Linked DNA regions of Homo sapiens: regions 1, 3, 4 and 5 are each linked to region 2. A link is a loop called in an ENCODE intact Hi-C map of the cell type or tissue named here. Cell type or tissue: heart right ventricle. All regions are shown on one strand. Region 1 overlaps NPAS2 (neuronal PAS domain protein 2). Region 2 overlaps NPAS2 (neuronal PAS domain protein 2). Region 3 overlaps NPAS2 (neuronal PAS domain protein 2). Region 4 overlaps LINC01849 (long intergenic non-protein coding RNA 1849). Region 5 holds the start of CHST10 (carbohydrate sulfotransferase 10).

What was found. A loop is a pair of places that touch in the nucleus more often than their neighbours do. Peaks named below come from ENCODE experiments on the same cell type or tissue, not always from the same donor. Only the 100,000 strongest peaks of a DNase experiment are listed, where the experiment ranks them.
Region 1: a loop joins it to region 2, with 2.8 times the contacts of the local background. A loop is called at or near these places in 29 of 110 quality-filtered maps.
Region 3: a loop joins it to region 2, with 2.0 times the contacts of the local background. A loop is called at or near these places in 7 of 110 quality-filtered maps.
Region 4: a loop joins it to region 2, with 12 times the contacts of the local background. A loop is called at or near these places in 108 of 110 quality-filtered maps.
Region 5: it touches region 2 in a loop (4-fold over the local background); 21 of 110 quality-filtered maps call a loop at or near these places.

The regions. Positions count from the first base shown.
Region 1 is chr2:100,829,817-100,834,816 of GRCh38, reverse strand. The region is part of intron 1 of NPAS2 (neuronal PAS domain protein 2); the gene reads right to left. Among named protein-coding and RNA genes, the nearest start is that of NPAS2, 12 kb to the right of the region's middle. In heart right ventricle, no CTCF peak of the experiment used is centred here; a DNase peak (open chromatin) is centred at 2,777; H3K27ac peaks cover 3,581 bases.
Region 2 is chr2:100,982,196-100,987,195 of GRCh38, reverse strand. It overlaps NPAS2 (neuronal PAS domain protein 2), which reads right to left. Exons shown (of 21, transcript NM_002518.4): 16 at 4,819-4,965. Among named protein-coding and RNA genes, the nearest start is that of NPAS2-AS1, 7.5 kb to the right of the region's middle. RefSeq lists silencers at 2,099-2,238, 2,123-2,318 and enhancers at 3,250-3,749, 3,750-4,251. In heart right ventricle, a CTCF peak has its summit at 2,156 (motif pointing right); a DNase peak (open chromatin) is centred at 2,175; H3K27ac peaks cover 1,688 bases.
Region 3 is chr2:100,901,291-100,906,290 of GRCh38, reverse strand. NPAS2 (neuronal PAS domain protein 2) reads right to left here. Exons shown (of 21, transcript NM_002518.4): 2 at 1,505-1,558. The coding sequence starts at 1,536. Among named protein-coding and RNA genes, the nearest start is that of NPAS2-AS1, 73 kb to the left of the region's middle. RefSeq lists enhancers at 2,482-3,004, 2,711-3,910. In heart right ventricle, no CTCF peak of the experiment used is centred here; DNase peaks (open chromatin) are centred at 550, 2,300 and 3,220; H3K27ac peaks cover 3,892 bases.
Region 4 is chr2:100,607,911-100,612,910 of GRCh38, reverse strand. It overlaps LINC01849 (long intergenic non-protein coding RNA 1849), which reads right to left. Exons shown (of 3, transcript NR_146956.1): 3 at 3,553-3,971. Among named protein-coding and RNA genes, the nearest start is that of LINC01849, 6.7 kb to the right of the region's middle. In heart right ventricle, CTCF peaks have their summits at 2,230 and 2,434; a DNase peak (open chromatin) is centred at 2,420.
Region 5 is chr2:100,414,533-100,419,532 of GRCh38, reverse strand. CHST10 (carbohydrate sulfotransferase 10) reads left to right here and starts at 1,865. Exons shown (of 7, transcript NM_004854.5): 1 at 1,865-2,159; 2 at 4,422-4,492. RefSeq lists silencers at 1,760-2,209, 2,220-2,369. In heart right ventricle, no CTCF peak of the experiment used is centred here; a DNase peak (open chromatin) is centred at 1,982; H3K4me3 peaks cover 2,377 bases; H3K27ac peaks cover 1,654 bases.

The DNA of each region.
Region 1 (5,000 bases), 150 kb after region 2:
AGGCTGAGGCAGGAGAATGGCTCGAACCTGGGACGTGGAAGTTGCAATGAGCCAATATCACATCACTGCACTCCTCCAGCCTGGGCAACAGAGTGAGACTCCATCTCAAAAAAAAAGAAAAGAAAAGAAAAGAAAAATGATAAAGGGATGGCCAAGGATGGCAATGTTATGGGATTAAAAAGTACGGGTGAGAAAATCCTGCAGCTGACCCTGACCCCGCCTGGCATACATGAGAAGCACTATTAAAAGCTGGTCAAGTAAGTAGGCAGTTTAGTCTCCTTCATAGGCATGAATGAGCTCTGTGCGTTCAGTCTATCTGAAAAAAGTCAGATGTCCGCACCTAAGAGAGTCAGCTGGTTCCCACAAGTCAAGTGGACGGTCCGTGTCCATCCTTGTCCTTGTTTCTCCCTGTACCCAGCTGCCTCTAGCACCCAGCCTTCCTTATCTTATGCTACTCACGGCAGAGAGCAGATTGTGGAGAGCACACAGAGAGATAAGGCGATTCAGGCAGAGTGGGTAGTTGGCCTGTGGCGTGGCCCTCCCAAAACCTCTGGGTGGAGAGTGCGCCGGCTGAGCCCAGAAAGCCTCATTCTTATGGATTCTCTGGAAGCAGGGCCTGAGAAACCCCTGATTCTCCAGGTGAGGAAGCCTCTTCAGGACTCATCAGAGAAAGAGAAGCACTGAGCCACCAGGAAGGGGTCGGCTGGTCTGTTCGGTGCCGGGCAAGCTCCAGGAGTCAGCAAAGGCCTCTTTGCTTTCTGAGCCTCTAGTTTTTACCTGGAAAAGGTGCACCACGTTGTACCAGATGATCACTAGGGTCCTTTCCTTCCACCTCAAAACCAGCTTATTAACCAGAATTGGGAGTGTGTCTCCAATCTGAAGAATAAACTCCTGGTTCCGTTGAAAACCAGGTGATCCTTATTCTTCAGGGGATGCTGACATAGGAGACAAACAATAGGATCCTTTAAGAACTGTGGGAGCTGAGCCTCCATTCTGCAAGCCAAGCCTCTTTAGATAAAAAAGAAAGGCCACATGAAGTAGCACATGTCACATTCATCATGGCAAAACAGCCCCACACATCCCATAAAAATTTCAGAATCCATGGGATACACAGAGGCTATTTGATTTGGACTGAAATCCCAGACACAAAAGGTTATCAGGGTACTTTGCTCTTATAAATGGCAAAAGCTTTCAAAAGCACACTGTGCAGCCCCAAGCAACTGCCAAGACATTCTGAGTGTTTGGCTTCTAGAGTTGAAGTATTTCACTTCCCCCACTTCATGTTAGCTTTCAAGAGAACACTGGGATATGTTGGGGTTTTACTTGCTAGAATGTACCTTGTCTGAAAAAACCAAGTACTTCATTCAAGAAGAAAACACCTTGAGGCTGGCATTTACCCAGCTGGGTGTGCAAGAGTTTGAGTGAACTGGTCACAGCGCAAAATAAATCAATAGCACTACTTTTCATTTTTATGAAACTCTAACAAGCATTCTCTCCTCTTGATTCTCATCCTGAGTATCAATATCTCCCTTTCACAGACGAAGAAACTGAGTCATGGGGTTTATGCAACTTGCCAAGGCCACTTGGTCACAGTGACCATATCAGGGCGTCAAAGCTTTCTGCTATGGGCCATGCGCTGTCCTCGTTACACCATTTAAAAATGCCCTGGCCCATAAGACGATGGCCACTCACACACTGTGATTTAAAATCAGGTCATAGGGTGCTGCTGGCACACCCACGGTGCAGGCTGAATGTTTTTATAGGTGTCTCATATAAACAGGCTGCAATAGATGCAAGAGCTGCCAAAGTCTGAGCTGTTAGAAAACACAGACATCGCCTCAGGGAAGCACATCCGAATGATACCACCCAAAGAAGTACAAAATGGGCAAAGAGATGCCGTTGCTTCATAGAGATATGTGCTTAGACACATGGCACGAGGAAAACATAAGGAGATTTTGTACAGAGAGGTTAGATAGCTGACCACTTTGGACACCTAACTCACACAAACACAGCACAGCTTCCCAGAAACTGGGAGCCCAAGAAGAATTAACTATTCCTTTTAAAATTTAAGCATGGTGTCTCCTGCACTAGCACCCCCATTGTTTCCTGGGTCATTGCCAGGCAGGGGCCCATCCAGGTCTCTTAAGCAGACCAGCAGCAACGTTCTTCTGGGGAGAATGCTACTAGACCAGGCATGGCGAGAGGAGAAAAACCTACTGCACAGTTGGAAGGCTAACCAACAACTCCCACCGAGGGACTGTGTATATACCAAACAGTACAAGACCAAACAGATGTGGCGCACACTGGAGCGCACCACCTTGCTGCCCAATAAATCCCCATTTTTCACAGAGCACCGGGAACATGACTCCCTGAACTGGTACAGCAATAGCAGCAGGCCTTGGCTGAGGAGGAGCCAACAATTGCCAGGGCAGGTACAACATGGCAACCGTCAGGTAAGCGCTTGGAGCAGGTCTCTACAGAAATCAGGGGACAAGGATGATGAATGACCTGCCCAGGGTGGGAAGGGAGATACAGGTGGCTCAGGGTGCTGTGAGTTTCCTGAGACTCTCTTTGAGGGGCTCATATCTGCTGTCTGGCAGTCAGGAATCAGCACAGTTCTTCTCTCATTCTCTCCATGGAATGTGATAGAATGCCGATGTGCCTACCCTACATGAGGTGCAGGGGATTCAGCGGGGATCGCAGGCCCAGGCAGAGCCCAGCTTGGTCATGAGAATCACACACACACACATCAGGACAAGAGCAATGATGCCAGCAGCTGGAGCCTTGCCAGGAAGCATCCCAGGAATAACTGGAGAGCAAGTTAAGGACTTGGGGCCCTGGCAGCTGAGAATCAGCATGCTAGGGGGTAAATGACAGCAAACGAAGGCAAAAAGAATATGGGTTTGCAGGTTTGAGAGAATAGAAAAGCCAGGAAGGAGATGTAAAATGCAGGATAGGGGTCTATTTTCATCAAGGCCACCTTGAACTGGATCCAAATCCAGGGGTCCCGTGCTTCCCCTGGACAGTTTCCAAAAGTGGTACCTTTTCAGATCAAATGAAAGTAAAGAAGATTTTATTTTGCTTGAGAGATCATAAAACCTCTAAAAAATTGCCATGCAAATTGGTTGTGAATGAATCTCTCTCTCCCACAATGCTATGAAGGGGAAAGGGGGGAGGCCATAAAAGGAAAATTCTCTCTGACCATTAAGAAGGCCTTGGAGAGGTCACACAAAAACTTCCATCTGCTTTTGGTCATTAGATGAGCTGAGATGACAGAGCTGCAGAGCAATCGTTCTCAGCAAGGTTCTAGCTGACACATCCGCCCCCACCTTACCACACACCCCACAACTTGGGGTTTAAAGTTTTCCTCGTATTTGTTATTAGATCTTGATCTCCAGGGAATTAGGCATCTTTTGCAGTAACTTATGATACTGTATGCCATGTCTTTCGTAGACAACACAAACTGAAGTGCTGACGTGGCAAACACACAATTTATTTTTATTTTTATTTATTTATTTTTTGAGACAGAGTCTTGCTTTGTCACCCAGGCTGGAGTGCAATGGCGCAATCTCAGTCCACCGCAACCTCCGCCTCCTGGGTTCAAGTGATTGTCCTGCCTCAGCCTTCCGAGTAGCTGGGATTACAGCCATCACCACACCCGGCTAATTTTTGTATTTTTAGTACAGAAGCGGTTTCACCATGTTGCCCAGGCTGGTCTTGAACTCCTGACCTCAGGTGATCCACCTGCCTCAGCCTCCCAAAGTGCTAGGATTACAGGCATGAGCCACTGTGCCCAGCCCAAACACAAGATTTGGTAGGTCAATGTAGCAGCCAGACTGGCTTCCCCTTGTCCTCACTCCAACCCACCTCCTCAAAAAACCTCTCTAGCTACAAGAAAATGTTTCCTCCCCTCCCTTACTGTCAACACTTTGTCAACAGGCAGTGATCAGCACTGTTTGTCCCGTGACCTATGTGGACGTATGATGCTGTCTGCTTCTAAAAGGTCTTCACCCTCCATGATGGATAATGGAAAATTGAAGCCATCAAGTTCTGAGATTGAAAAAATAATGGATGGATGTTTCTATACAACACTAAAGACAGATCTGACTTCTACTGACGGGGACTATTTGTGAAAATACTCCAAAAGGACTCCAGCCCATGTCGGAGAACCATGACTAGCTGCTGGGTTGGATGAAGCTAGAAACCATCATTCTGAGCAAACTATCCAAGGACAGAAAACCAAACACCGCATGTTCTCACTCATAGGTGGGAACTGAACAATGAGAACACTTGGGACACAGGGCAGGGAACATCACACACCAGGGCCTGTTGTGGGGTCGGGGGAGGGGGAGGGATAGCATTAGTAGAAATACCTAATGTAAATGACGAGTTAATGGGTGCAGCACACCAACATGGCACATGTATACATATGTAACTAACCTGCGCATTGTGCACATGTACCCTAGAACTTATAGTATAAAAATAAAATAAAAAGAAATGGAGTTAACCCATCTGAATTAAGGAGAAAACAAATGTTTGCATTTGTATGCCAAAAAATATAGGCATTCATAAAAATTAATAAAAAATAGAGGCATTCTCATTTCTTCGTGGTCTCAAAGTTTCTTCTACCACCTGTCATGTTATTGCACGTAGTCTGATGACTAACAATTCTATTCGCGTTAGGATATTTGGGATGCCTCAATGCATGCAACAAAGACCAAAGAGCTATGCTGGCTGCCTCATGATGTCCCCAGGAAGTCTACTGATAGGTTGTTTTTGCTTTCAAGGTATCTTTTTCTTGTGTGGTCTGTTGACTCTGAGAAGGTTTTTTCTTTTGTCATCTTGCCTTTTCCTTTCCTATTGGAGGACAGCAGGTGGTGGGTGTTCCTGGGCTATGCACTATCACTTAGGAGTGAGGAAGTAGAAGGATGATCAGAGGTCCATGCCCAAGAGTGGTGCTTTTCAAATGTGCCCTTGCCTGAAGGGTGATTAACATTTCT
Region 2 (5,000 bases):
GGAGGCCAAGGCGGGCAGATCGCTTGAGGCCAGGAGCTTGAGACCAGCCTAACCAATATGGTGAAACCCTGTCTCTACTAAAAATATAAAAATTAGCTGGGCATGGTGGCGCACGCCTGTAATCCCAGTTATTTGGGAGGCTGAGGCAGGGGAATTGCTTGAACCTGGGAGGCGGAGGTTGCAGTGAGCCAAGATCGTGCCACTGCGCTCCAGCCTGGGCAACAGGGTGAGACTCTGTCTTAAAAATGAATAAATAAATAAAACAGTTGTTTAGGTGCTTAGAAAGATTTTACTTCTTAGCTTTATAAGTCTGCCTTGTTAGGTACATAAAATGCTTGAAAGATTCAGATAAATTAAATGTGTAAATGAATAGTTTTGGTAGATAATGTTGATTATTCACAATCAACCTATCAACTAATTGAACATAAATAAAAATCTAGTTAGAGCATTGCTCTTTTTAGACCAAATTAGTAGATTCATAAATAAAACGGAATCTGTCAGTTGACTCTAAAGTTTTAAGAAAGACAACTTTTGTAATTTTAATAATAATTTAATGACAGACCTGAAACTGGCTTTTTAAACAAAAGTACCTCTTGGGTATTAAAAACATCAGATGGCACTGTGTCTATCATGATTCTCAACATACACTGTTCCAGTCCATCAGGCCCTTAGCCTGGAGTTCTTTAGGGGGAAGGCTCTCTGGCTCCCAGCATCTGACGTTTTTCACCCCATTCCTGTACTCAGTGCAGTCCCACCTCATATGCAGTACAGGACCGACAGGCTGACATCTGCTGAGTGTCAGCGCAGGTTTGGAGAGGCAGGCGAGGATCCCACCATGCAGGCGCGCTGGGGAGACTTACGGATCAGTTCGCTCAAGCATCTGTTTCATGGGTGGGGTCGAGCCACTTACCAGAGGCCCGAGATGGGCAGGTGGCTGAGCTGGGGCTGGGTTCTGATCTTTCTACCATCCCACGGGACCTCCCCAAACTCCTCTCATGCCCCACCCACCACAGAGAAGCCTGCAGTTTTGAAATGAGGACTCCTTGTCACTTTAGAAATTAAGAAGAATTTTCTGGGTATCCATCATTTTACACATTTTGAGGATTCATGTTTCATGCAATCCCAGCTCCCTATTAAAATAAGACTCATTTATAGCACATAGGGCAACCTATACTTCATCACTTCAGCAAAAACCTAGTAGTCAAACCCAATTACCATGCGTTTTTCTGGTAGGACACAATTTACCTTTTGATTAGAGTTTGAATAAATCCAACCTTTATTGATGAGAGGCAGTATAATTTACCTTAAAGCAGACCTATCTTAGCTCAAATTCCCACCCTACCATTTACTAGCAGTATGGCCTTCGGCAATTTTAATAACTTTTCAAAGCCTTAGTTTCCTCATTAGTAAAAAATAGTGACATTAAAAAAAAATAGTGACATTAAGAGCATATATCTTATTAAGGACTAAATGAAGTTAATGCATATAAATGACCTGAGACATAGTAAGTACTGAATGAATGTCAGATAATAACATTCAAAATGAAAAAAGGAGCTTTTTCCTCCTTCGCCTCTTTGGGCATATAAAAACTGTTTGATAAATGAATGAATGGAATAAATGCATGTATGAATGAATAAACATATGAATGGTGCTTTCACTCAGAGAAGGGCAAACTATGTCTGCTGGTGTTATTTATGTAACAGACTGTAACAGCAAGGTGTGCTACTCTGTCCCATCGATGTATATCCTCTGACAGTAGAAACCCTGCCCTGTTTATCTTTCTGTATCCTCACAGTGCTTAACCACGTGCCTGGTAAATAAAGGGTGTCTGTCAGATGGATGGATGGACTAAAGGATGGATGGAAGGAAGAAAGGACGGGCAGAAGGATGTATAGAAGGGAGGGTGGCCAGAAGAAAGGATGGACAGATGGCGGCTGGATGGAAGGACGGATGGAAGGATGGACAGATGATGGCTGGATGGAAGGATGGATAGATGATGGCTGGATGGAAGGAAGGAAGGACGGATGGAAGGATGGATAGATGATGGCTGGATGGAAGGAAGGATGGATAGATGGATGGATGAACCAGTTGAGGAACACGTCATTTGCCATTGCTACAGGTGTCCTTCTAGGCATTCCTTTGAGCAGCCAGCAGAGGGCGCGCATGCTCTCAAAAAGAGCAAGAGGCAGCCTTGGAGGGGGCGATGGGCCTTTCAGCACAACAGCTCTTGTCCAGGTAGCCCCATTTTCATGACCCCATCCAGGTGCAAACACCAACAGCCCTTCAGGACTTCTTCCTCATAACCCAAGGTTTTTTTGAAAAAAAAAAATAGTAAGCATCACAGGCACATATAGCCTCGACGAAAGTTTTGAAGCAATGAAGTAAAGCATCACAAGTCCACTGAGGTTGGGATAAAGGCCACTGGGTGGGGGACTGGTTCCTGGTTTGCTGCTGGGCACAGCCGTACTTCTGTTTATCAACAATAAAGTAGAATTTTGTGGCTTAAGGAGATGGTGACTTAAAAGGGCTCTGAGGTCAACTTTATAGAAAACATAAAAAAAAAAAAAAGTTCTCCAAGTGGGAAAAGTTATCAGAGAAAACAAACCAACAACTTCTAATTTTCAAGAACAAACCAATCCTACACTCACAGATGATTTTTCATTAGTGTTATCTGCTTATTTCTACAAATACTTGTCATTACAGGACATTTTAGAAGTATACAAAATAGACAAGTAATATAATGAAACCTTGGCATCACCATTAGGCTTCAACAATCATCAGTGTTTTGTCATTCTTATTTTATCTATCCCTCTACTTTTGGGGGTGGGCTGGAGTCATTTCTACTTGCTTATTCTTCACACTTGAATCACACAGTTTAGTTTAAAAAAAACAAATATCACATTTTGGAACATATTTCTTTAAGTCTTACAAAAAAACAAGGCAGGCTCCTTGAGGAAATATCCTCTGTCTCGACTATCTGTGGATTTCCATGATCTCTGGAAAATTCCACTGCAAAGATAAGGCCTCAGGAATGAACACAGGGCAGGAAGGCACCGGAGGGTGCAATTCCCATGCCGGCCGGCTCAGAACATCCCTCAGTGCACTGTGGCATAGGTACTTTGGGGTTAACCAAAGGCATAGGTCACAAGGAGGAAAAATACTTTGTTATAACAGGAGTGAAAGCGATAACCTTGCTGCCTGTTATTTTAAAATTCAGAAAAGGCAGGAAGTAGAAAAACTCCAGGCACTGAGGGGGATGTTCATACGCCTACCTCAATTTTAGCAGTTTCTGGCTCGATTTCCCCCTTCCTGTTAGTGTAAAAATTCCATTAAAGTAATTGGAGTCAGGCAAGCATTGGGCTCCCAGTCAGGCCCTGGATCAGTGAGAAAAATATTCCAGCTGGGAAGGCGTAAGTCAAAAGCCACTTTTTACCTATTCTGGTAAAAGGTGGAATGGCAGCTCGGTGACTCCATTTCTTTTCACGAGAAGGCCGAGCCTTTTTCTGGTCAATTTAAGGGTGCACTGAGGAGGTGGGGAGAGCAGCAGGGCTCTGGCATGGCCCAGGCTGTCTGAGTGAAGCCTGCTCAAGGCGCACACGCCGTGTCTTGAGGGGAGCAGGTGGGGAGGTGGCCTGTCCAGGGCGGGGCTCTTCTCTTTAAGGTGAGCAGCCACCTCTGAGAGGCCTGTGCAGGGGCAGGAAGGGGAGGGACAGTGAGCATCTAGAAAGCCACCAGGAGTGCCCCTGAGGGCCAGGCGGAGCTGCTGGGACCTCAGCGAGGCAGGATGGCCAAATGAGCATCTCCCTAAGCCCCCAGACACCTGCACCACTGTGTATTAATCTCAGCGTGCACCGGCTCACGGCGCTGTGCCCCGACAGAACCCGCCTGTCACCTATGGTAGGTGTGGCTGCACTTCAGAAGCTGTGTGGCCAGGGGAGGGTCTGCGTAGATGGTGATGGGGGAAGCAACAGGGACAGTGCTCCAGCAGAGATGTTATTTCTGCTTCTTTCTGTCCCTTCTAAGGGTCTCCAAATGCTTAGTGCTCCCAGGGCAGACGCCAAGGTTAGCTAGAGTTACATTTACAATCAAAGGCTGGGTCAGAATCAGGCACTTCTGAAGATACACAGTCCTGGACTAATGTAAGTAAAACATTATATATTATTAAAAGAGATCCAATATGTAAAGGTTTTCCTCCAAAACAAAACAAAAAACAAAACAAAACAACACCTCTCCAAACAATTCTAATATCTGGGGGTCACAGTGAGAGCTGCTGCTGCTAGGCTTTGCAGAGCTTCCCTGCTGGCACACCACAAATGGGGAGCCACCCAGCTCCCTCTGCAGTCTCCAGTAGGCTGTGATATGGATATCATCATTTCCCACATCTCCCTGGATGCCTGCGTTGGATGAGAAACAACAGAGCTGCTTCCATCTCCTCCTGATGGCAGCCTGGGCTGGGAGCTAGGAAAGCAAAGTTATAGAGGTGCAGGGAGGTACTACCCAGGACCGAGGCAGGCATCCATGCAGGGCAATCCAACGCCAAGTGCACAAGTGCAAACGTAGGTGGAGGCAGTGAGCAGATGTGCCTGTCAGAGTGAGGGGCGAGGGAAGAGGACATCAGGGGTGTGGCCTGGAGGCAGGGATGGGGACCGGGATTTGTTCCTTGTCCTTTGCAGAGACTGCAATATGCTTTCATAAGCAAATGGGGCTTGGCAGGGCAGTTCACAGGGCTTGGGAGGAAGTCCTGGCTGCCCGGAAATGGCGGCAGGACCCCTTCCCACACAGCAGCAGGGACAGAGGCCAGCCCGGGAAGGGGATCACCTGGACGTTGGAGTCCTGGACCAGGCAGAGCTGCTCCTGGATCTTGTGGAGCTCTTCCTGTTGCCACCGGATATTGGCCTGCAGGATCCGCGTCCGCTGCTCTAGCTGGTCTTTGATGGTCTGGAACATGCTGAACTGTGCCGAAAACTTCAAGGTGGAGCCGAAAAACATAATCAGATGAA
Region 3 (5,000 bases), 81 kb after region 2:
CTGGTCTAATCTAGTCTATTCATTTGTTGCTTGGAACCCAAGTGGATTTTGCAACCCTTGTAGGTTGTGACCTACAGTTTGCAAAGCACCTGGGTCCCAATGCCAAGTAAAGGGCTTGTCACTTCAGGATAAGCTGGGGAGTTCTATGCACTGATGCCTGTTTGAATTTTTATTGCAGAAATTTGCAAACATATGCAAAAGTAAAGAGTACTAAGAGTCCCCAGTGCTGATCTCCCAGATCCTGGGATGAAGGCTGTTCTGTCTACACTTCTGGCCATTTCCTCTGCTCCCTGATTTTTTTAAAGGAAATATTGGGGGAGTTTAAAACAACCCAGACTCCCCTTATGCCTTGCAGACTCAGGTCTGGCAGGTCTGGGGGTGGCCAGGGATTTGTGGTTCTCATGGCTGCCTCTCCAGGTGACATGGAACGACAGCTGCCCTGCAGCCACAGAGCTGGGTGGTACCTGAGGGCACTACCATTTACAGGTGACAAGCAAGCAGTGGGTTCTGTGAAGGGAAGTGGGCAAACCCTTTAGCTCTGCAGGCTCACGAGGCTGTCACAGAGGACGGAGAGCCCTGCCACACACAAGCAGTGGCAGAGGCAGAAAGGGGTGAGATCACAGCAAGGAGGCTGGTCCAGTGGGGTTGCAATGAAGAGTGTCTCCAGAGAGGATGTCCCCTGCTGCCAAGGCTCGTGGCTGGGCCTCCACCCGAATGACCTGCAGTGAGCCACTGAGGAGCTTCCTGCTCACGTTTTTTTCCCCAGAGCATGGCACAGTAACTGCCGACTTGGGTGAATCGTGTGAAACTGATGACATTCAACTGTTCCTGACCCTCTCAATGTCACTGTTATGATTCCACTGCATATCTAGTAGGCATTCAATACATGTCCAATGAAGGAATCAACATAGACAGGTTATCAGGGCTCTCACATGCCAGCTGCCAAGTTAGTATTTTTAGTTGACCCAACCACAGCGCAAGGTGTCTATGACATCTCCAATCTACAGCCGAGGAAACTGAGCTAATCTATGTATACAAAAGTGCTTAGCACAGTGCTGGGTGATGACTGCATGCTCACTGTGTGGCAATGATCATTATTATTATCCAAAGCCAGACAGAGCCCCAGCAACTGAGTTAGGACTTGAATCCAGGCCTGCTGGGCTCCAGTCAGCCTGACTTGTCAAGCAGTGTCTGTCCTGGAAAAGCAGTAACCAGAAGCCCTGAAAGATGACCAGTGTCAACAGGGGTACACAGGAGCATGACAAAAACCCAGACCACTCAGCCAGTCCTAGACAATGTGTCATTTCACAGTGAGGGGCAGGGCTGAGTGAGCTCTCTAGAAGGTTTCTCATGGAGCACTGCAATATGTCACAGAGAGTGTGTCCTACAGCTGCCTATCTTGCTGGTGGCCTCACCTGCACAGAGTGAAAGCCAGCGAGATTCTGCCAGGCAGACCCCCGGGGGCCAGAGAGCTCTGCTGAGCAGGGGGACAGCTGCATCTTACCTCTTGGCTCTGTCTTTCTCATCTTCATCCATTAGATTTTCTATGCAGTTTTTCCTGCAAAAAAAAAAAAAAAAATTAAAAAGAATGGATAATTACTGTCTGCTTCTACATCTTTCTTAAAAGTCTTTCAGGTTGTTGTCATTTTGGTCTTAGCCCAGTGGTTCTCAAACTTGTTGGTCCTGGCACCCCTTTACACTCTCAAAATGGACTGAGGTCTCCAAAGCACTTCTGTGTATGTGGGTTAAGGCTGAGAAATGTTTAAATGCACAGGCACTCTTTCATTGGGCATCGGAGCAATGAAGTCATCAGATGTCAAGTAACTTCTGGAAAAGTCAGAACAATTATGTCGTGTACACTCATGAGACAAGGAGAGCTCTTTTAAAAGGAGCAAATAACGAGTTAATTATATTTTGAAAAAATGTCTTGACCTCAAGGACCCCAAGGGTCTTCAGACCACACTTTGAGAAGTGCTGTCCAGACCTGCTCAGTGAAGCAGCATCTGTTCCTCTCAAGCCTTAGGTCGCACGCACCTCCCAGTGCCTGCCTGGGATCCGTTAGCGACACCACAGCGGGCCTTGTTCACTCCTGCTTGCAGGACCCCAGTGGCCTATGACATCCTAAAGGAGAGTGTTTATCTGTCCATTCAAACCACACAAGCTCCTCTGACAAGTGGCCTGGAAGAATCAGCCCCAAAGGAGTGTAATCCGCAGTTCCTCCCTTAGGGCGTTTACTCTCCTTGAGACAGCGAAGGTGCACAGATGTGAAAGATTACGTAACAATCCAGGAATGTTCTTCCTCAACACCGGAGCCTCTACTCTCCCAGGCCACTGGCTTGATGCTTCTCAGGCCCACAGATCCAGCTTCCTCTCCTACCACACGCAGGCCTGGGTTCCCTCCACCCCTCAGAGCTGCATAGCCCTGGCTCCTTTCTTCATTCACACATTTCCCAGAGCCCCACCTGTCTGGGGTGCGCCCCCCAAGTCAGCACATCAAGCAGAACCGTTCTCAGGGCACTCATGAGGCCAATGCCAGCTGTGGGAGTGGGAGGCTGAAGGCTGCGGTGGCTGGGAGGGCAAAGTGTGATCGAGGTAAAGGTGGGGACCATGGAGAAGCTGAATCACCACTGCCCACCCGCTTCTACGCTCAACACACAGGGTCTTCAGTCGGAACTCCCAAACCAGCACTTCGCAAATGCACCACCAATTACTCTTGAAATATAAAGTTTCAGATAAAAATTTTCAATGGAGCCAATCAATCTTTCTCTGAGCTCATTTAGTTTTGTGATTTTGGTCACCTACGTACACAAACATGGGTCTGAGCCAAAGCAAAGATGAATTCTGCAGCCACAGCCCCTGTTCACATAATGCCCATGCAGTCAACAGCAGGCATATTCCACAATGGACTAGCAAGAAATGCTGCTTAGAAGTTAAAGCCTGTATTACAATTGAGTCAGCGTTAACACATCTGCAAACAGGCCTGTGCTTAATGTTTTCCAGATGGAATCTGTTCAAAGTTTTATGTCAATTCATTGAATGATGCCCTACCCCAAGCCTGTGCTTCCAAGGAGAATGGTGGCTGATCAAAGCCCCAGGGCATGAGCAAGGACCCGGCCACGCTGTGTTCTTTACCAGGGGCCCCTGGACAGAGCTTGTCCACAGGAGGGCTGGCTGCTGCTCCTCAGTCCACTCTCCTGAGCTCCTGGGATCCTGTTTGGATGACCAGGGTTGCTGAGTCATAAACTAAACATCTAAAAATGACTAATAGCTCTTCTTTATCAACCACATCTTCTGTGATTTGTATGTTTATCCCGCAGACATTTCCTGAATCTATAAAACCTGGATGCTCTACACCCATTTCCTCTTCTTCAGCATCCCTCTCATTTCCCTGCCCCGTTCCTCTCACTTGACCCGACTAAGCCATTCAGCTGAGCTGCACCCAGTGTGAGGAGAGGGCCTCTAAGCTGAGTTCCCATTGCACCTGTCACAGAAGCTCCGTGCTGATATTTTTACTATTTTGTCACCTCTGTTGTCTACCATGTTATTTTTTCACTTAAAAAATTGTGATAAAATACACCTCAGAAATTTACCATCTTAACCACTGCTGAGTGCCCAGCTCAGTGGCATTAAGCACATTCATACTGTTAGGCAACCATCACCACCATCCATTCCAGATCTCTTTGCCCTTGCAAAGCATAAACTATTCATTCAACAAGAAGTCCCCATTCCCTACTCACTCCAGGCTTCGCAACTGCCCTTCTACTTTCTGTCTCTATAAATTTGACTATTCCAGGTCTGTCATGTAAGTGCAACCAGACAGTATTTGGCTTATTTCACACAGCGTAATGTCCTCAGGGTTCATCCATGTTGCTGCATGGGTCACACTCTCCTTCCTTTTTAAGGCCGAGTGATATCCCATTGCACGGAAACGCAGTGTTTTGCTTGCCCATTCATCTGTCCATGGACATGGGCTACTTCCACCTCGGCTGCTGTTGAGTGTGGGTGTCCATCCCCCCTTGCGTTTTAGAGTCACCCTTTTACTTAATAATAGGATCTGGAACCAGCTTGAAGGCAAACAAGGAACAGGATGGAAGGGAAGAAAAGCAGTCCTCTGAGGTCAGGTTAAAGGAATCACAGAGAAGTTTAGGGGGTGACAATGACTCTTCTCAACCGTATAAAGTTTTCAGTGAGAAGGATTTTGAGCATCTACTTTTTTTTTTATTTTGATCACAGAGTGCCAGAAAACAGAAAAGGAGCTTAAATGAAAGCAGAGGAGATTTTGTTTGGAGCTGAGACATAATGGTTGAGGTGATGAACCCCCAGAGTGAACAATGGAGGGATGCCGTACAGCCTTTACCCCAGATAACCATGTGTCCTACGTGGCGTAGACAGTCACGAGGTGTGTGAATCAGGGTCCCAACAGGAAAGCAGAAGGCGGGTGGGATCCTCTGAGGAGTGCTGACTTACAGGGGGGCTCTTTGTAAAGGTGTGGGTGGGGAGTAGGGAACCAAGAGGGACAGTGTGGTTACCTGAGGTGGGGAACGGCAGAGCTGTGAACACCTGTAAGGGGAAGGGACAAGAGGGAAATTACTTCCCAAACCTGGAAGGAGTGTGTCCCATAGGAGGCGGCCTTCAGTGAAGGGACAAGAAGGGAGCCAAGGGAATAAACACTCTCATTCTCCACCCACCCTCTGATCTCCTGCTGCATCTCCTTTAGCCATGTCTGCAGGATCCTCTGCACAGGGGAGCGTCAGGGAAGAGAGAAGGGAACACGCCCGGTAACATTCATCTCTCTGGGGCTCTTCCAGTTCTGGGTTTCTTGGGTTTTCCTAGAACACAAACTCTCCGGAGTCTTTTTAAGCTTTGTAACATCCCCCCCAGTTTGAAATCCAGGCATCTGCACCTAGCAACTGACCACACAAGAAATCATGATCAACAGTAACAATAATTATGGGAGCCTGATGAAAGGAGAGGCTGAGAGGGGTTCCCAGAACAACCTG
Region 4 (5,000 bases), 370 kb after region 2:
AAGGGGCAGGGTAGGGAGCAGTGGGCACCAAGCTATGGTAGAAAGGGGAGTGGCTGGGAAGGTGGTGAGGAGACTTGGTTTCCAGCACTGGTAACCCGGTGCAACCTTGGGCAAGCCACTGCACCTTTCTGAGCCTCTGTCCTCAACCTGTGCAGGCGGGAAGATTGTCCTGGTCCCCTGGGCCTGCAGGAGGCGGATATTCAGAGTCCAGGGGAGCCCGGGCCACAGCATTCACAGGCTCTTACATCTACATCTGTGTCCTCCCCCACAGAGCTTCCTGGCTGTGGGGTGAAGGCCTCCTCCCCAACCAGCCTCACCCCTTTCCCAACCATCTGGTGCACAGGACCCTACAGCCTCAATGGGTCTTGGCTTCAGCCAGACCCTCTCCCATTGCCAGGTGGGGAACCCCGGCTTCCAGCCCCAGCCTCCCTCCCAGCACAGCCCTCATGAGGGCACAGGCCCAGAGGGGTGGCTCGGTGCCATCTAAATACCTGAAGAATGGGCAGATCCCACGCCTCGGCCACCTTCCCTGCCTCATCAAGTGTTTCCGTCTTCTAGGAGCTGCTGTGGAGATGAAACGGGCATCCCCCAGGCCCTGTGTCCAAAGCCCACGGGCTTTTCTTTTTTCTTTTTCTTCTTCTCTTCTTCTGCTTTTTTTTTTTTTTTTTTTTTTTTTTTTGAGACAGGATCTCACTCTGTCACTCAGGCTGGAGTGCAGTGGCACGATCTCGGCTCACTGCAACCTCCACCTCCCAGGTTTAAGCGATTCTCCTGCCTCAGCCTCCCAGGTAGTTGGGATTACAGGTGTGAGCCACCACACCCAGCTAATTTTTGTATTTTTAATAGAGACAGGGTTTCACCATATTGGCCAGACTGGTCTCGAACTCCTGATCTCAGGTGATCCATCTGCCTTGGCGTCCCAAAGTTCTGGGATTGCAGGCATGAGCCACCGGGCCTGGCCACTTTTCTTACCTTCTAAACAAGACTCCCACCTCGGCAGTGTGAACTTTCAGCCTGGGCTCCCCACCTTGGGGCAGAGGGGGCTGCCCTCCATACAGCGGGGCCTGTGCCTTCCTCCACGCATGGAGGTAACAAGACTCAGAATTAGCTGTCATGGTCAAAAAAAGTCCTCCACACACGCGACGGCCCAGAGATGTTGCCATGGTAAAGGGGGCGTCTAGAGAACAGCGGGTGCTCCAGGAATCCCCGGCATTGAGACAAATGCTAGCGCTTGTGCTGGTGGGGCACACACAATGCACCCAGCTTCATTCTGCCCTGCCAGCACAAGGGAGCCAAGGCCCTCCGGACTCCCGAATATACTTTATGATGCTCGAGGTTCCAAAGCCGCCATGAGGATTCTCAGGGCTGTTGTTTATTTGTGAACTTAGGAGACAGCAGAAGGAACAAACAAAACTTAGTGCTTGACAGCCGTCATCTGATACATGAAATTACATTGCCTAGCTCCAAGACAGCAGCAGTGAAAGGCAGGGGCCCTCCCACCTAGGAATGTATTGTCCGGTTGGGGAGACAAGGGTAAAGAGGCTTTAATGCCAAGTGGCAGGTGAAGGCTTGAGCAGTGCGGTCCTTGGTCCTCGTGGGGTCAGCATATCACCTGGTAATTCTCTCCACCTGCTCCTGCCAGACTGATCCAGCCACCCATGTGTCCCACAGGCTGACTGACAACTGCCTGTATAGTCGCCAGCTGGTAACTATATTGAGATCGCCTTCATGTAGGAAGGCATACCATCCCCATTTTCCATGAGGGGAGACCGAAGTTCAGGGAATCCGGGTAACCCCACACAGTCAGGGGGCAGGACCCAGATCCACACTCAGGCTCATCAGATTCCTAAGCCCAGGAGGCACGGGAGATAAGACTGGCATGAAGAACGTGGTCTCAGAGCAGTCAGGATTTAGTGGGCACATGGATGGTGAATATTCCAAGCAAGGAGATAAAGCAACGAAAAGGTTTAAAGAATTAAATTCCCCATGACAAACGTTTTGCCATTTGAGTCAAGTTGGGTAATCTCCGTTCTAGACTTATTTCTGCTACTGAAATTCCCTGGATCGCTTAACTTCTCTGAAATTTAATTCCCTCCCTTGCAAAATGGGGCATGCTTATGCCACAGGGACATTGCCACGAAGGCATTTTCAGGGGGTTAAGACACCGCCTGAGTACAGGATGTCACTGTTGGAGAGATTAATTTTAAGGGTGACTAATGAGTTATGAGCAATTTGTGTGGGAGCTGACCCAGGGTATCCAGAGCTGCTCAGAAAGAGGGTGCATGGAAAAGCCTCTGGGGATGCTGCTCCCCTCCCCGGTGTATTGCAAGCTTGTCATCCACCCGCTTCTTCAAAGGGGTTTCTTCTGGCTGCAGAAGGGAGGATGCACAGACCCAGGCACGGATCCCTGGTAGATCACGCCCTCGCGTGGCCGCTTCCTTGCGTGACAGCTTGGCCTGTGGGTGCCGGGTTAGTGGAGGATGAGTTCCAGAGCTGGAGGCGCGTTGCAGGCAAAGGGTGTGATGGGGGCATGGACTGAGTAGGCAATGTGCTCCCCAAGGCTGTGTCCACCTCAGCACCCGCCCTGTGGCTCCCTGTCCCCTCTTTCCACCGACCCCGGGACCTCACTGCCCCCAAACTCTTGCTGCATACAGCTCAGTGGAAGGGGAAATAATTTTATTATTTCTCTTTCTCCCTCTGTGTTCACAGAATACAACTTTTGTTTCTGTAAAACTATCCAAATAATGACAAGAATACAAAATAGAAAGTTCAGGAAAAATTTACCCAATAGGCCACCACCCAAAAATAATTTCTTAAAAAATAATATTTTGGGAGTATCATTCCAGAGGTTCTCCAAACCTATACGCAAAAGAATAGATTTAGGGAAATAATTATTAATATATAAAATGACATTTTTGTGCACAGCTTTTTAAAAAGCAAAAGCATACAATTCGGTTTCATTGAACTTATAAGGAAAGGAAGCTGGGTGCAGCGGGATGTGCCTGTAATCCCAGATACTCCACAGGCTGAGATGGGAGGAACCTGAGCCTAGGAGTTTGAGAACAGCCTGGGCAACATAGTGAGACTCTCAAAAACAAATAGTATTAAAAAAAGAAAACAAAATTTAAAAGACTGGCAAATTTCAAATGAGTTCTTTTGTTTTAAGCTGATATCTTTGTATTTCTTTTTTTTTTTCTTTGAGACAAGGTCTCACTCTGTCTCCCAGCCTGGATGGAGTGCAGTGACACAATCTCAGCTCACTGAAACCTGCGCCTCCCCAGCTCAAGCAATTCTTGTGCCTCAGCCTCCCGAGTAGCTGGGATTACAGGTGCGCGCCACCATGCCAGTTAATTTTTTGTATTTTTAGTAGAGACAGGCTTTCATGATGTTGGCCAGCCTGCCAAAGTGCTAGGATTACAGGCATGAGCCACCGCACACAGCCTGATATTATTGTATTTATTCTTATAAAACATTTCCAACATATGAAAAAGTAGAGTGAATAATGAAATGGTCTTACAACTACTTTCAACAAATCAGGACATGCCCTTGGGCTTGGGTTGAGAAGCTTTTCTTCTTTTTTTAATAAAAATGTTCACAGAAGACACTAATTAATGGAGGTATACTTGTAGGCAGGATTTCCCAACAGGCCGGATTCTGTTCTATGATGCTAGAACCTGGACACTCAACATCTATCCCCGCAGTTCAGCTGGGGCCAGCACCACCTGGGCACGGGGCTTCCAAGCACTTTCCGTTCACTGTCTCTTGTGCTTTTGGGTACCTAGAAGGTGCATATTATTATTGTTCCCACTGTGGGGCAATGAAGGCCTGGAGAGCAAAAGCCGCCTGTTCAGGTTGGGATGTAACTTCAGGTCTGTTGGGCATCAGAGCCTGGGCACTGGAGATCATTTCTGAAATGATGCAGGGGCTACATGTAAGATCCCAGGTACTCATGCTGACAAAGAACAAAAAATCTGGGTGGAAGAAGATTTCAAGAGTTAGTGACCTCAAAGCCCCATTATCTCAAGCAAAATGAGAGGAAATTCTGTCCTATCTTCCTGACTTTCTTGAGAGAAGTTTGTTTGGGAAACTTCCTCTGCCATCGGAAGTAAGATGGACAAAAACATCTTTCAGAAGATGACGGAAGCTGAGCCTGGCTGGGCCACCTGTGGGTGTCTCTAGAATTCAACCTTTTATAGGTAATCATACTGTTACCATTCACTCAAGACCCACTGGGCCATGAATCCTGGATATTAACTATGAATGAGGGTATTTTTTAATAGAAAATTCAAAAATAATCACAGGAATAATTTAGTATTTTTGCAATAACTACTGAGGTTAAGAAGCAACAGTAAATATGTGCCTCTTGAGAGCTTGGTGCTCAAAGCCAGGTGGCGGGAGCTAAGGGTCAAGCTTAGGGTGGTCTGGCTGCCAGTCCTAATGGCACAAGGGCAGTGAGATGGGCCAGTCTGACACCATGTACACTGGGACCCCCATAGCTGCCACCTCCAGCCACAGCCTACCTCCCAAAGCTTTGCCCTGATCAGCAGGGCCCCAAAGGACCTGTGTGAGAATTCTATCAGTCAGGGCACAGACCAGGCCCCCGGGTAAGTCTCACTCCCACTGGGGCTTATCTGGTCTCAGCTCCTGACTAGGACTCTGGTCCAACCCAGTGCTGTCTTCCAGTCTCTACCTGAACGGGCCAACTGCATCCCTGCCTCAAACCTGCTCTTAGCCCACCTCCGCTGTTTCCTAACGGTGGCCAGGACAAACAAGGTAATTATTGTAGTCATACTGATAGTATGAACTTAGAAATCTGAACTTTAGGCTGGGCGTGGTGGCTCACACCTGTAATCCCAGCACTTTGGGAGGCCAAGGCGGGTGGATCACTTGAGGTTAGGAGTTCGAGACCAGCTTGAGCAACATGGAGAAACCCTGTCTCTACTAAAAATACAAAATTAGCTGGGTGTGGTGGCGCATGCCTGTAATCCCAGCTACTCGGG
Region 5 (5,000 bases), 570 kb after region 2:
GACTGAGACAGGAGAATCACTTGAACCCAGGAGGCAGAGGTTGCAGTGAGCTGGGATGGCACCACTGCACTCCAACCTGGGCGACAGAGCGAGATTCCGTCTCAAAAAAAAAAAAAAGACTAAATACTAATATTTTCCTAGACATTCATTTATAGGAAAAAAAGAGGAACTATTTTGAAAAACTCCAACAAAAAAAACCAAAAAACCTCAGTTACCTTAGTTGTCAATGTGTAAGCCTCTAGAACAAACTCCATCTTTTAAAGTTTTGAACAGTATCTTGGGAATGCAGTAATAACAGTGACAATAGTGTGTGTTTGTTGCAGTGTTTACTACTGCGGGATGACTGTGCTTTGTATTTTAAATGCATCCTCTACAATATTCTTTAGTACCACACTTTTTTTTTTTTTTTTGAAGGAGTTTCACTCTTGTTGCCCAGGCTGGAGTGCAGTGGCGAGATCTCGACTCACCGCAACCTCCGCCTCCTGGGTTCAAGCAATTCTCCTGCCTCAGTCTCCCGAGCAGCTGGGATTACAGGCACGTGCCCCCACTCCTGGCTAATTTTTTTTGTAGTTTTATTAGAGACAGGGTTTCTCCATGTTGGTCATGCTGGTCTCGAACTCCCGACCTCAGGTGATCCACCTACCTCCGCCTCTCAAAATGTTGGGATTACAGGCGTGAGCCACCACGCCCGGCCTAGTACCACATTCTGTAGATGAGAAGACTGGGACACAGAGAGATGAGAGTGTGACAAGGTCAACAGTCATATGCAGTGACTAAGGCTCTGAATCCACGTGGTCTGATTCCCAGAGCCTTGATCCTTAAATCCTGCATAATATGCTGCATCACATCCAAGCTTCACATTTACTTACTTCTTTTCTGCCGTGCACGTGTATCGATTCAAATCCTCAAAGGGAAACCCAATGTCTCATCTCAACCACAGGGCCCCAAAAAAGGGCTCAGTAAACGTCTTCTGCATGAGGGACAGAACCTTTAAACCATGATTAGTAATGGGGCTAGAAGTGAAATACTCAAACAGCCAGCTCCCTCAATATTATTAACTCATTAAGGAGGGAACCAATAAAAAAGAAAAAAAACAAAAACAAAAACGCTTGTTCCTTGAAAGCTTTGAAAAATTGTGTGTGTGTGTGTGTGTGTGTGTATACATACACGTATCTATTTTACTTGTTTGCTAAATAGACACAGATATAGTCGGGTAGTTAACAAACATGTAGGTTGTATAAAAATAAAACTAGTTTATCTTCTTTGGGGCAATAAAATCCCAATACCTTTGAGGTTGACTCAGGCCTTATCCATTTCTGCAGGTTAAGAAGTTACAATTCTTCAGGTCTGTAAACTGGTCAGGCCGTTATCATTGTCCTTCGTTAATCCACTGTACCTAGACAACAGTTACATCCCCAACCCGGACAGCCAAGGGGGTTCTTTAAAGAATAGAACGTCCCCCTTTTACTAAGTAGGCTTATTAGAAAATGCTAGAAGTTACCCTTAACGCAAGCAAGTGGCCTTTTTCCAAGTTGGGGATTTAAGAAATTTACTTATCTATTTTTTGTATTTTTCCAAGGTGGTTTTGTGTGTGTGTGTGACTTTGTTGTTGTTTTGGTTTGGTTTTTTGCCTTTTTCCAAGTTTGGGATTTTTTTTCTTTCTCAAAAAGCGAACCTGTTTTCTGGATGGAGGCCCAGCGGGACTTGTTCCGGCCGCAGGTCTCGGTCAGAAAGAACGCTTTTGCAGCGGCAGAAAGGGAGACTCGGGATCCGGGCCTGGGGTCCCGCGGCCGCGCCCCTCCCCACTCCCCGCGACCCGCTGGAACGCGCACGGCCGGGGACGGCGGCGGGGACGCGCGCGGGCAGGCGGCGCGCACGGCCGGATAGGCGCGAGGGGGCCGCGTGAGGCGGTGCCGGCGTTCTGGCCCCCAAAGCCGGTCTAGCGCGCCGGGCGTCTTCCTTACTTCCGCTGCCGCCGCCGCCACATCCCGGGACCCGACGGGCCGCGGCGCGGAGGCCTCGGGGCAAGGTGGGGCGGGCCTCCCGAGCTCCCAGGACCCCGCGCGCTTCGCCCACAGGCCCGGCGAAGCCCGACCCGCGCGGCGCCCCCAGGGCCAGGGGAGGAGCCTAAGGACCCGGACGAGCGCCGCTCCAGTAGGGTGAGCTCGGGGACGCGCAGGCGGGTGGGTTTCAGCGCCTGGGCCCCTCTCCCCGCCGCGGGGCGCACGGAAAAACCGGGGAACCCGCGGGTTTTGTCCTGGCGAGCCACATCCCGGTGTGTTTTGGCGACTTGAAGACCTCCCTAGTTCGCGGGAGTAGCGGGAAGAGCCTTCCTCGCGTTAATTATGCAATAAGAAGGCGTCCTTGTGCGGGATGCTGTGACCCGCGGAATTATTGATATTGTGCGAGCCTACAATTTACTTCTTTCATCCTTGGCTGAGAATTTGCGTTTGTAATTGTAGATGGAGAGAGGAAGAAAGGGTTCAGCTTGGGTCCAAGGAGCATGCAGAGGAAGGCAGGGAAGAAGGAGCATGTGCAGCTTCGGTGCGAGGGGAGTCAGGGGTGGGAATGCACGTTCCCTGCCTGAGGGGCCCCGGGGTGCCCTGAGCCTCTGATCTTCGCTGTCAGGAGGCCTGTCCGAAGTTGGAGGTTGAGGCATGCAGTTCTGCACTTCTGGCTGGGAAGGTGAACCAGGTTTTCCAAAATGTCATTTTTGCTTTCCAAGTCTGCAAGGCAGGAAAGGGTTGGGCAGTGAATGGAAAGTAGTGCAGCCAGGTTCTGGTTAGCTCAGCGGCAGGACTGTCATAACGGTGGGTTTTTGTTGTTGTTGTTGTTGTTGTTGTTTTGTCTGAAAACCAGAGTCTGGGGCTTTGGGCCATGAGGAGTTGGGTTATTGCATTGCTTAGAGTGCCAGAGTGAGAAATGTCTCAGACGCTGTTAAAATTAGGCAGCTCAGTTTAGCTCTGGCTCTCTGATAACCAACCACCTCCTCCTTCACTCTTTTCAGTGACTGGGTTAAAATGAAAAGACACAAAGAGAGAAGTGGTCTTTTCCCTTCCCTCCCCATTATAATTAAGAGCTTAGTCCATCTTGGCTCAGAATTGGAATTCAGAATTCAGAATTGCTCTTGACCCTGAAGAATAGAATCTCAAAGAAATACCTGAGCAGAAAATTCTCTTCTTCGCTGAAATGAAAATTGGAGTGTTTGCAAAACTGAACAAAGAAAGGAAAGAATTTGTAAACATCACAGGCAACTTGCAGTTATATTCGGATCATTTTTCAGTGTTTGAGGAGTTCATACAATAAAAAGGTGAGAGAGAGCCAGGAATAGAAACAGGGGAGAGAGGTGGTTGCAGGACCTTAGAGATTGCAGAAACCCAGGAGTTCATTTTCTTTTCATACACTTCTGGATAACCTGGATGTGAGGACCATCAAATGCCGTACATGATGTTTCTAACAATGATGGACCACATATACAACAGTGGTCCCATAAGACTATACTACCTTATTTTTACTCTACCTTTTCTAATTTTAGATACACAAATACTTACCATTGTATTACAGATGCTTACAGTATTCAGTACAGTAACAGCAGTACAAGTTAGTAGCCCGGGAGCAATAGATGATTCCATATAGCCTAGGTGTGTGGTCAGCTGTACCATATAGCCTAGGTGTGTGGTTAGCTGTACTATCTAGGTTTATGTAAGAACGCTCTGATGTTTGCAGAAGAACATCGCCTAACGATACATTTCTCAGAAGGTATCCCTATTGTTAAGTGATGAATGACTGTATATAAAGCTTAATCTTTCAATCAACATAATAGGAAATTGCTTTTAATTTTAGCATTGAGTTCTTAGAGTAAAGGGAGGCAGAGAGAGACCGTGCTGCATGTGTCCCAGTCAGCTTGGGCTTTATTGTATGTTAAATGAGTTGTATGTTTATTTTGGTAGATCTCCTAAATCCATGATCTAATTCCATGACTTTGGCTTGTTTCTGGTTTTTTATGATATGGCATTTGGCTAAAATTTTCCAGGTGCTAAAGGTGTAAGGAGTACGAAAATCCAGAGAACATTTTGCATTGGAAGAATTGATCATCTTGTATAGGAATCCTATAACTATTTCAAACATACGAAACAGGCATAATTGGATTTGATTATTTTTGCTACAAAAAATGTTTCATTTTTCACACTAAGTTACATGGAAGAGTCTTTTAAACAGCTAGTGGTTTTGGTACATTTAGAATATTCATTTACCAAGAAATCCAAATATAACCTGCCTTTGTAAGAGACCCATTCTGCCAAATATATTTGAATCATCAAAATGGTTCACTATTTCCTTCCTAAGTATAAACCAAGTTGTATTAAGTAAGTTGATCTTGTAACTTTTAATAATGCTTTTTTTTTTTTAATTTTCCTATCCAGTGACAAGAGGAACCAAGAACCTCAGTTCAGGGGAAACACAGCAAGGAAATGTGAGCCCCAGGCTGCAGAAGGTACGTGAAGGAGAATGTGAGCTCATCAGTTATTTGAGCATGCCATTCAGTATTGTTCCTGCCTTTTTTCTTGCCTGTGCAGATTGTAAACTCTTGATTAGGAGTATGTAAATGTGTGCTTAGAAACGTTTCCTTAAATATAATAATAGGAGCATGCTCTGAGGCTGGGATTATGTGAGTTAGTACCTGCTGAGACCTGTGCTTGGTACAGAGTGAACCCCATACAGGTGTTTACTGTATATTATTATTATTGTTCATGAAAACCTGTCTTAACTACAGGTGTATTTCTCACTGGACAGTTAAGAGTGTTTTCATTCTCCTAACTAAGGGTGGTTAATCGTTCCAAGGCGGTAAATTGTAAGGATGACAACAGAGAAGACAAAGGAAATTTCTGTACGCAGATTGAGAGAAACCTTTACTATGAATTTGAAAGTCTCAGTGACATGCAATAGAACTTTATAGTATAAATTCATATGCCACACTTTGCATTATGGAGTTGTAATTTAAT